Regions from separate parts of the Homo sapiens genome. Here region 1 is linked to region 2. A link is a contact called in ENCODE Hi-C or POLR2A ChIA-PET data. All regions are on one chromosome and are shown on one strand. Each heading gives the region's core, a stretch centred on a gene start or an enhancer-like site at or near the end of the contact. The rest is flanking DNA. Distances are from core to core; before and after follow the strand shown. Region 1 holds the start of PRKCA-AS1 (PRKCA antisense RNA 1). Region 2 holds the start of APOH (apolipoprotein H).

The links. Hi-C counts contacts between places; a loop is a spot of excess contacts on that map. ChIA-PET counts read pairs that join two places held with the same protein, here RNA polymerase II (POLR2A).
Region 1: a map of HepG2 shows a loop between it and region 2 (2.8-fold over the local background). The contact joins the promoter of PRKCA-AS1 here to the promoter of APOH in region 2. A Hi-C loop is called at or near these places in 2 of 168 maps with a recorded cell type or tissue (HepG2 and endothelial cell of hepatic sinusoid). POLR2A ChIA-PET finds 5 or more read pairs at or near these places in 2 of 52 experiments (HEK293 and HepG2).

The regions. Positions count from the first base shown.
Region 1 is chr17:66,415,035-66,420,209 of GRCh38, forward strand. PRKCA-AS1 (PRKCA antisense RNA 1) reads right to left here and starts at 1,820. Exons shown (of 4, transcript NR_110822.1): 1 at 1,509-1,820; 2 at 1-751. The region is part of intron 2 of PRKCA (protein kinase C alpha); the gene reads left to right. RefSeq lists an enhancer at 1,307-1,806.
Region 2 is chr17:66,226,998-66,232,545 of GRCh38, forward strand. It overlaps APOH (apolipoprotein H), which reads right to left and starts at 2,418. Exons shown (of 8, transcript NM_000042.3): 1 at 2,319-2,418; 2 at 1,023-1,199. The coding sequence starts at 2,382.

The DNA of each region.
Region 1 (5,175 bases), core at 570-3,069, 190 kb after region 2:
TGAGTAGTTTTTTTTTTCTTTATACTCTTCCACATTTTCCAAATTTTCACAAATGGGCTTGGATTACTTTTATAATCAGTAATTTAAATAAACCTTTTAAAAGCACAGCTTGTCTATATTTCATAGTAAAGTCTAGATAATCTCTGCTGACTTTAAATTCAGCAGTATTATATACTTAACTATGATTGAGCTAAAAGATGCTGTCATTGAATTTTTAATTTTGATACGATGTCCATTTAGAAAATAAGTTAGAACCTCCTTTGGACTTTTTCCCTCAGTGAACAGCTTATATCAAATTAGCATGAGGTTGATTCTGAATTGGCTCACACTTGAAGTGAATGTCCTTTGTAATTTTCAAAGTGATCAGTGAGGGATTAGAAGCTTGCTGTAAAGTGGCAGTTTACCTACACTTGCTCAGCTGTAAATTATTAACTTTTGGCCCAAAGGTAGCCCTGGAAGTCCTGAGCTATTCATTCAGGAGCACGGTAGGCAGAGGCCAATGACCTTAAAACCAAACGGCCAGATTTCTAAGCGCAGTCTTAAAGCATTCTTCTTTGTTTCCACAAAGATCAAAGATATCCTTAAATCGATGTTAGAGAAAGCGTTCAAAGAAGTGTTCAGCTTCAAAGAAAAAAAAGTGGTAAGCTTTCTAGCCCTTTCCAGCTCGAAGTGCCCTGGGGTCTGTTGGTTTCTGGGTAGGTTGGGCGATAGGGACTTTGCCTGGTTGCCTTTTTTGCGTCTGCTTCCTCATCTGTGAAATGGGGATAACAACAGTGCCTGCTCAAACTTGTTGGGTGGACTGAATGAATCCGTCCATATAAAATGCCTGGCACATAAGCACTCATCAGCTGTTGTTATAATTAAGGTCAGTCCTTGAAAGGCTTAAAGAAACCTGGGCAGGAGGCTGCTGTAAGTGACAAGCCACCCACACTGTCAGGCTGCATGCATTCCCATTCGTTAGGTGCCTCTTTGGGAATTCTGGATACTGACTGGCACACAGTGGGCATTCTGTAAATGGTGGTTAAATGGATGAATGAACCGGTAAGACCCCCTCCCTCACTATGGGTTTCTCTTACTCATCTGTAACTAATTCCAAAGTCTACCATCATGAAAGAGCCTGCACTGTTGTCACCTGCCTCTACTGAGGTGGCTGATAGACTAGCTGCTGCTGGTGTCTATCACACAGGCTACAGGTCCTGGACCCCTGCAGGATGGGCAACCACCATCCTGACTGGCTGAGAGTGGACACCCAGGAAAAGATGGGTGTGGGCCATGCAGAAAGCTGCAGCGGAATGGCATTAGTGCAACTCCACGTGTGTGCCCGACGTGCTGGAACAGGGAGAGGGAAGCAGAGGCAGCGTAGTGTCAGAAGCGTACACAGGCAGAGGTGGCTAGGGGAGTGGGGAGCATCCATGTGGCCGGCAGCTGGGGACTGACAGGCACAGCTGGATCCTCTCCCACCGTGTAGCCACCTGCCCAAACTCCACTAAGCCTTTTCAAGGACTGACCTTAATTATAACAGCTGATGAAGCTTATTGTGTGCTGGGCATTTTACATAGATGAGTTCAGTCAATCCACCCAATAGTCTCAAGCGGGTGCTGTTGTTATCCCTAGTTTAGAGATATCAAAGAAGTTGAACAAGCCCCATCACAGGAAAAAGGAGGTGCTGGGATTTGATCCCTGGCAGCCTGACTCTGAAGCCTGTGTAACCTTGTGCTTCCTCCTCCTGCTGGAAACATCCTGTTCCTGTGTGTGGACTGCACACCCCGGGTGCCAGAAACCTCACTGTGGATTGTCTGTCTGAGATCTACCCTGTCCATGTGTCACAGTATTGGAAAAGGTTCTGGAACTCTGGCCTTTGTCTCAAAAAAAGTTGGGGGTGGGTGGGCGGTCTCGCTCTGTCACCTAGGCTGGAGTGCAATGGCGCGATCTCGGCTCACTGCAACCTCCGCCTCCTGGGTTCAAGTGATTCTCCTGCCTCAGTCTCCTGAGCAGCTGGGACTACAGGTGCCCCCTACCACGCCCAGCTAATTTTTGTATTTTTGGTAGAGATGGGGGTTTTGCCATGTTGGCCAGGCTGGTCTCAAACTCCTGAGCTCAAGTGATCCATTTGCCTCGGCCTCCCAAAGTGCTGGAATTACAGGTGTGAGCCACCGTGCCCAGCCTGGCCTTTTTTTTTTTTAATACAATAAAAAGATTAATTGAAAATTATTAAATCCATAGCATAGTTTACTGCAGTTTACCGTATTGTTCAATTTAGGTATAATTACAGATACAGGTGCCCTAATACCACAAAACTGTCTGGCTAGTGTGAACTTTGGTCCCTAAAGATCTGGTGAAATCCCTAGCCAGGTGCAGCAGAGGAATTTGTCTTTGCCTGGATTATCATCTTTGGTTCTTACTGTCCTGTGTTGCCTCTGTGGCCCATCCATTCCTAGGCTGCAAGGATGGCTTCAGGCCATTTCTGCTTGTAGAGACTTGCATTCTCTCTCTGGAATTGCTCTAAGCTTAGATTTTCAGTTGAGCAAACACTCATCACATGTACCTGCAGAGAGCTCCTGCTGTCTCTTTTCTCAGTTGCATACCACCCCAGGTAAGGAGGGTCCCTCTGCCTCCAGTGTCACTGCAAAGCGACAGCTACCTGTTGCCCATTGCCCAGGCTCACGTTTGGTCTTTTGTTTGGCTGCCTCTCAGGTAGTGGAAGGTGAAACACAGGACTTTTCCTGATAGAGATAGTTATTCCTCTGTTGAAATCCAATTTAAATATCGTTCTCTTCATGGCAAAAAAGAGTCCTAGAGTTGCTCAGGCCATTCTTTGGTTCACAGTCCCCAGGATGCATGCAACTGGGATTTTTCTTAAACTACTTACCTCTTTTATTTCTATGGTAACTCCCATGCTAGGAATACAAAACACAAATCTGCACAGCAATGTTGCACACTCTCTGTTTTATTTTCCCCAAATTAGCCATGTTTGAGCGTGGACCTCTTCATGGGCAGTGAGGATCACTCAGCACACATTTCTGTAAACTTTTTGGTGCGCGTGGGTTTTACTGTCTTCTGTTGAAGCTGTGTCCCCCATTTGGAAGGACGTGCAGGTGTGAAGGAAGGACAGTTCTTGCTGAAAAAGATGGGAATGGCTTGCAGATGTCTGTGGATTAAGCAGATCTAAAAGCTATGAGAAAACTGCCTACTTGTGTGTGTGCGCGTATGTGTATAGTAAATGTATATATGCATATATTTTATATTGACATTCTGTAGATATGTTTGAATACAGAAACTTGTTTTTACTCCGACTACTGAATCCAGAAGTACCAAATAATATACAGTAAACAGTAAAACCAAGATTTAAGGTTGTGTCAAAAAGGTACAGTGATTCAGTCATATCCATTTGTCATTTGTTTTAGCCTTTTTTTTTTTTTTGAGATGGAGTCTTGCTCTGTCACCAGGCTGGAGTGCAGTGGCGCGATCTCAGCTCACTGCAACCTCTGCCTCCCGGGCTCAAGCAATTCTCCTGCCTCAGCCTCCTAAGTAGCTGGGACTTACAGGTGCATGTCACCACGCCTGGCTAATTTTTGTATTTTTAGTAGAGACGGGGTTTCACCATATTGGCCAGGGTGGCCTCGATCTCCTGACCTCAAGTGATCTTCCAGCCCCAGCCTCCTAAAGTGCGGGATTATAGGCACGAGCCACTGCTCCCAGCCGGTTTCAGCGTTTTTCTTTGTTTGTTTGTTTTTTAAGAGGGAGTCTCACTCTGTTGCCCAGGCTGGAGTGCAGTGGCGCGATCTCGGCTCACTGCAAGCTCCGCCTTCTGTGTTCACGCCATTCTCCTACCTCAGCCTCCTGTGTAGCTGGGACTACAGGCGCCCACCATCACGCCCGGCTAATTTTTTTTTTTTTTTGTATTTTTAGTAGAGAAGGGGTTTCACCGTGTTAGCCAGTATGGTCTTGATCTCCTGACCTCGTGATCGCCCACCTCAGCCTCCCAAAGTGCTGGGATTACAGGCTTGAGCCACTGCACCTGGCCTCAGCATTTTTTGAGTGTTTTTCTTTCTGCAGTTGATCAGTTGGATCCTCCATATCTTGCGTATATACATGGGCTCAATTATTATGTTAGGATAATCAAATAAGAATACTAGTTCAATGATTAGCACTGAGTGGTTGTTAGGCAGTCATGTGCTCAACACTGATGTCACCTCTTTCTGTAAGCATACTGAGTAGAGACATTTTTTAGGTTTAAATTGACTTAAATGAAAGTGAATAAAAAGGCCTTTTCAAAAGAATGGGTTTGAAAAACCTCAGTACCCTTTAATACATGTACATTTCTTTCCTTTCTTCATTTAATATAACATGTGTCTGTTGTAACTGTGTTTCTTAAATGTTATTTTAAGGTTATATGTTCTTTAATTATGGTCAAATATAATTTGGTCACCAAAAACGAAATAATAGTTTAAAACAAGTAGCTGTTACTAAGGGTGCTAAAAATACTCATTTTATAATTAATTTTTAAAGTTTTCTTAGTATATTATAAATTGTGCCCTGGTCAAGTACAAATGTACACATCAAAATGCCCATATTGTATCTGTCTTTAGTCACTTGATGTGAATTATATGTGAATTTTTTTTGGTTCAAAGTTTTACTAACCAGAATTAAACACTCCGCATGAGAAAAACGGCACAACACAATCTTGAGGTCCCTTCTGAATCATCAGATTATATTATGCTTCATATGTTAAAGAAAAAAGAAACCTGCCTACTTTATTAAACTTACAAGTTTAATAGAGTCTTGGAGATTGATGTCTTGGGGCATGATTGGGAAAGTCTCCAAGGCATAGGTCCATCCATGTATTTCTTCATTTATTGACATCTTGTGCCCAGCACTTACTGAGCCACAGCAATGTGTAGTAAACATAATGCGTCCTCAGTCAGTGTTTGTTGAAGGGGTAAACAAACCCCATTCTGGGTTGTGTTCTTTTTTTTTTTTTTTTTTTTTTAAATATGAGACGGAGTCTTGCTCTGTCACCAGGCTGGAATACAGTGGCGCAATCTCGGCTCACTGCAGCCTCCGCCTCCTGAGTTCAAGCGATTCCCCTGCCTCAGCCTCCCAAGTAGCTGGGACTGCAGAAGTATGCCACCACGCCCGGCTAATTTTGTATTTTTAGTAGAGACGGAGTTTCAC
Region 2 (5,548 bases), core at 1,168-3,667:
TCAGCCTCCTGAGTAGCTGGGACTACAGGCGCATGCCAGCATGCCCGGCTAATTTTTTTTATTTTTAGTAGAGACGAGGTTTCACCATGCTGGCCAGGCTGGTCTTGAACTCCTGACCTCAGGCGATCCACCCACCTTAGGTTCCCAAAGCGCTGGGATTACAGGTGTGAGCCACCGCACCTGGCCCTGATTTAAAGAAAAATTTTCCCTAATGATGTTACATTGGCTTTTTACTAAAAATTATGTTTAGGCTCTTTAAGCAAAAAAGCATAGTAAAATCAACTTGCATGAACATGCATAACTTTGACAAAGGTCCTGTTCATATAACCAAAATCACCAGATCCATACATCTATTTTTACTGCTTAACTTCTACATATAATTAAATGTACCATAAATTCAATCTGGTTGATTGCATAATACTTGACTGTAAAGAATAATGCTAGCATGATATCATAGAACCATGTTCTAAGAAATAAATAAAAGCAACCATTTACAGTAAAGCCATAGTGAGATTGATATATTTTACGTTATATTATTATTTTAATTTGACCTCTTTTCTTGTATTTCATTATAATATAATATATACATAATGTAGATGAAATTTGTATTCATTTCAGTAACTATTAAGTCCGCTTTCATTTTCAGGTGAAGTCCAAAGATATGATGATTCCCCAAATTTTGTTTTTCCAAATGTCTCTTTGGCATCAGTTGACATTTCAAAGCCTCTCCACTGTTCTTTTAACTTCTGTAGTGTTTCTTTCTCCTTTTGCCACACCAGATCTCATTTTTAAACCTACCCTAGTTTCAGGCTATGATCTTCTCCTCTTCTATCAATAGCACCTATTACCCTTACTCTCTTTGCACAGAGAGAACTCCCCAAGACCTTCTCATTTCTCTCCAACCTGGCTTTCTGCAGCATCTACTGGCCCTCTGCACTCTGAGCATGACGAGGTAGCTTATTCCTCCAAAATACCCAGAATCCAAATGAGGGAAGAGAATGTGAGAGAAGGTACTGACTTACGTGTACATTTCAGAGTGTTGATGGGCCACAGTCCTGTGAGAGGGCAGATAAACTTTCTCATCCCTCCTCGGGACACATAGCCCGGCTTGCAGGAATACGTAATCTCTTCTCCTGGCTCATAGAATGTTTTTAACGGGACCACTGTGGAAAATGGTAAATCATCTGGCTTGGGACAGGCTGAAAGAGGGCACAAAGCAGATGGTTAACAAATCTCTATTTGCATTTTAAAGTTCAGCTAAGCCCACAAATGAAAAATGTGTGTACTGTTACCAATTATAAGCATACCAAGTTGCATGCCAAATACCTCATATACACTATCTCATCTAATCCCCTCAACAACCATTTGAAGGAGGTATTATAATTATCCCCATTTTACAGGTCAGTATGCTGAGGCTTAAATTGGCTACGTATCTTACAGAGGAGCTTTACACATGGCAATATTAAAGAATCAGTATCAATCCAGTCCCTCCAGCATCCACTCTAAAGAGAATTTAGTTATCAGCTGGGCGCAGTTGCTCACACCTGTAATCCCAGCACTTTGGGAGGCTGAGGCGGGTGGATCACGAGGTCAGGAGATAGAGACCAACCTGGCTAACACGGTGAAACCCCGTCTCTACTAAAAATACAAAAAATTAGCCGGGTGTGGTGGCGGGCGCCTGTGGTCCCAGCTACTCGGGAAGCTGAAGCAGGAGAATGGAGTGAACCCAGGAGGCGGAGCTTGCAGTGAGCCGAGATCGCACCACTGCACTTCAGCCTGGCGACAGAGCGAGACTCTGTCTCAAAAAAAAAAAAAAAGAATTTAATTATTCTTCTTCTTATTATTATTATTGTTGACTGAGTTTTGCTCTTGTTGCCCAGACTGGAGTGCAATGGGGGGACCTCGGCTCACTGCAACCTCTGCCTCCCAGGTTCAAGCAATTCTCCTGCCTCAGCCTCCCGAGTGGCTGGGATTACAGGCGCCTGCCATCACGCCCGGCTAATTTTTGTGTTTTTAGTAAAGACAGGGTTTCACTATGTTGCCCAGGCTGGGCTCGAATTCCTGACCTCAACTGATTCGCCCACCTCGGCCATGATGCCCAGCTAATTTTTGTATTTTTCATAAAGACGGGGTTTCACCATGTTGGCCAGACTGGTCTCGAACTCCTGACCTCAGGTGATCCACCTGCCTTGGCCTCCCAAAGTGCTGAGATTACAGATGTGAGCAAGCACGCCCGGCCTACTTATCATTATTGATCCCTGACATATACGAAGGGGTTGGATATATTAATTATTTTTTCAAAAGCAAAAAGTACTTACTCCGTCCTGCAATAGCAACATGGCAGAGAAAACTCGAGAACAAGATGAGCACTGGAGAAATCATTGTGGATGAGTCACACTGGCACTACCAAAGTGGTTTTCGTCTGCTAAAAAGACAGAGCCAAATATGAAAGCGCTTAAACATTAACCATTTTCTGGTGTACTTTTATCTTTGTAAATAGAAGATAAAGTATCATGATTTGAATGGAACTCTGAGACCCACATTCTTTAATCATTTACTTTCCACTTATGTGGCTCTGTTATGAAATCTTTGGGAGATGGTTTCTGTCTTCATAACGTTTTTGTTAATGGCACAAAACAGTTCATTATTGCTTTTGACAGAAACTTGTTGTTTCCGGGGTTGCCTGGACTTCTCATTCTCCATCTTTTGTTTTGTGTATGTTGTAGATGGAACACCAAAAGATCGAAGCTCCTGTTTCACTCACAGCCTTGGCATATAAACTTTGGACAAACACCTACTCTCTGTTCTCAGTCTCCACCTCTCTAAAATGATGTTCCAGTTTTCAGATGTATAATTACAAAGAATGTCTTCCAGGAGGCACTTACAACTTTAATTCCCTACAAACTGAGCTCAACATCCTCTCTTGCAAGCTCCTATAGCTCCAGTTAGGACCTTAGAGCTATCCTTGAATTCTCTATCTTCTCTTACGTCAGATCAATACAAAGTCCTCCTCATCCATTCTTAATATGTCTTGGATCTGTCTAGACAGGTTTCTAGATCTGTTTCAGGAATTTGAAAATTGATTTGAAATTAACAACTTGGGACTCGAAGAAGAAAAAAAAACTTGAGTAGGATAAGATAATGGGCCAGTGCTGATGTTGTTGCTTGAGAGGGTTCGGAAGGGGGGTTGTCTTTGATTCCCTAGTTCTCTTCTACATCATTTGCTCTAAAAAAAAAAAAAAGGATATATAAATGGACAATAGCCAGGCCATATGTGAAAACAGAACTCTGACCCACACATCTGTAGCAACAGGTCTAGAAAGCCAAACCTACAACCTCTATAGCAGTTGGCCCAACTTAAGGCCAACCAGAGAAATCCAAACATATTTCTCTAACCAATCACATGGACACCTCACTTCTAGTTAGTTTCCTTCCATCCTCCCCATACCAACAATCCGTTGGAGCACACCTGAAGCCTTTCCTTTTTTCTATTATAAAGCTTTCCCACTCCTCTGTCTGACTTTGACTTTGAGTCTCTGCCAAACACAACTGTTAATGGCTGCCTCCCTTCCTATAGCAAGCTCTGAATAAATAACCTCCGCTTGCTCTCATTTGGGTGATCTTGGTTTATATCCAGAGGTCTAAAATTCCCTGAGACACATCAGCTTGAGAAATCTCCATCTGTCAGGCAGATGATTCTTAAATTACGATCCTAATGAACATTGTGTTCCATGATAAGAAGAGTGTGCTGCCACTAATGTGAAATAACAGTGGTCCTTCCCTATTTGTCCTTCTAAGGGGAAGGAGATTCTTGTTCTCTGGATAATTCCCAGGTTCCGCTTTATTGTGGAGAATCTCCTTGATGAATGAAGAAGAAAGAAAACTAATGAAGTCAGGAGGAGCCAAGTCGTTCTGTATAGTAAGATCTGAAGTAGAAGGGGAAAAGGAGAGAGAAACCAAAGAGGTCGGGCATCAGTTAAAGAAAATTTGAGAAAAGGTTAAAATTGAGACGAGAATATTTTCAGCAACAGCTACAAACTGAGTGCCTGATATTGAGAGAGGACAAGGAGAAGGGTTTTTAATGATGTTTCCTGGTGGCTGGGCTCCCTTGCATTAGGAAACTTGGGGTAGGGGTGTCGAAATAGTTTATATTCTATTTTAGGTGGTTGTTACTTGGCTACATGCAATTTTCAAAAGCCATCAAGCCAAATATTTAAGATCTGTGTGTTTACTTGATTATACTTCAATTGGAAAACTATGCACTCCTTTCCTCCTTCTTCCCTCCCTCCCTTCTTCCTTCCCTCCCTCCCTTCTCCTTCCTTCCCTCCCTTCTCCCCTCCCTTTTTCCCTCCCTTCCTCCCTCCCTCCTTTCTTCCCTTCCTTCCTTCCTTCCTCCCTCCCTTCCTCTCTTTCTCCTTTCCTCCCTTCCTCTCTTCCTCCCTTCCTCCTTCTTTTCATCCTAACTCAGTCTAAAAGTCACAAGGAAGGCCTCAAGGGGAAAGTCATGCTTATCTGTGTAAGGATGGCAGCGTGATGGTGTCACAAGCTTAGCTACATATAGGAGATTGAGCAAACAAGCAAATATATTGAGGATAATGGGGGTCAGGTTTCTCACTAACAAGAGAAGTAACAATGCGGAAAGAAGGAAAGTTAGCATGAACCTTGAGGTGTTGGATTGAAAATGGAGACAGTACAAATTGTGCGTATATATAAACAGATACAGAAATCAATATAGATATAATGGTATGTACATGTGTGTGAATGTATGCCTGAATATACATATAATTCTTAGTTCTGTCCACTAGGATAATAGCAGTAGTACATCCAGTAGCAATGAGCACACACAGTGCCTAAATATTGGTTGTTAAATGCAATTCTTGGCCAGGCCGTGGTGGCTAATGCCTGTAATCCCAGCACTTCAGGAAGAAAGAAAGATCGCTTGAGGTCAGGAGTTCAAGACCAGCCTAGCCAACAGGGTGAAACCCTGTCTTTACAAAAACTACAAAACCTAGCCAGGCATGATGGCAGGTGCCTGTAATCCCAGCTACTTGGGAGGCTGAGGCAAGATAATCATTTGAACCCAGAAGGCAGGGGTTGCAGTGAGCCAATGAGATTGCAACACTGCACTCCAGCCTAGGCAACAGAGCGAGACACTATCTAAATAAATAAATAAATGCAATCCACCATCGAAAGGCACCAAAGCTCCTTAGAAAATTGGCTGATTCTTGAACTGGGTCAAGGAAAAGTACAAGATGAGCCTGGAACACCATCTTGAACAACTTAGGTAATGCTCAGAGAATGATAGGGACATGTCCAAAGGACAGAGAAGCCATTTGAAAGTGGCTTTCTTGACTGGGTGCGGTGGCTCACGCCTGTAATCCCAGCAGTTCAGGAGGCCGAGGTGGGTGGATCACTTGAGGTCAGGAGTTTGAGACCAGCCTGGCCAACATGGTGAAATCCCGTCTCTACTAAAAATACAAAAATTAGCAGGGCATGGTGGCGTGTACCTGTTATGCCAGCTAGGAGGCTGAGGCAGGGGAATCACCTG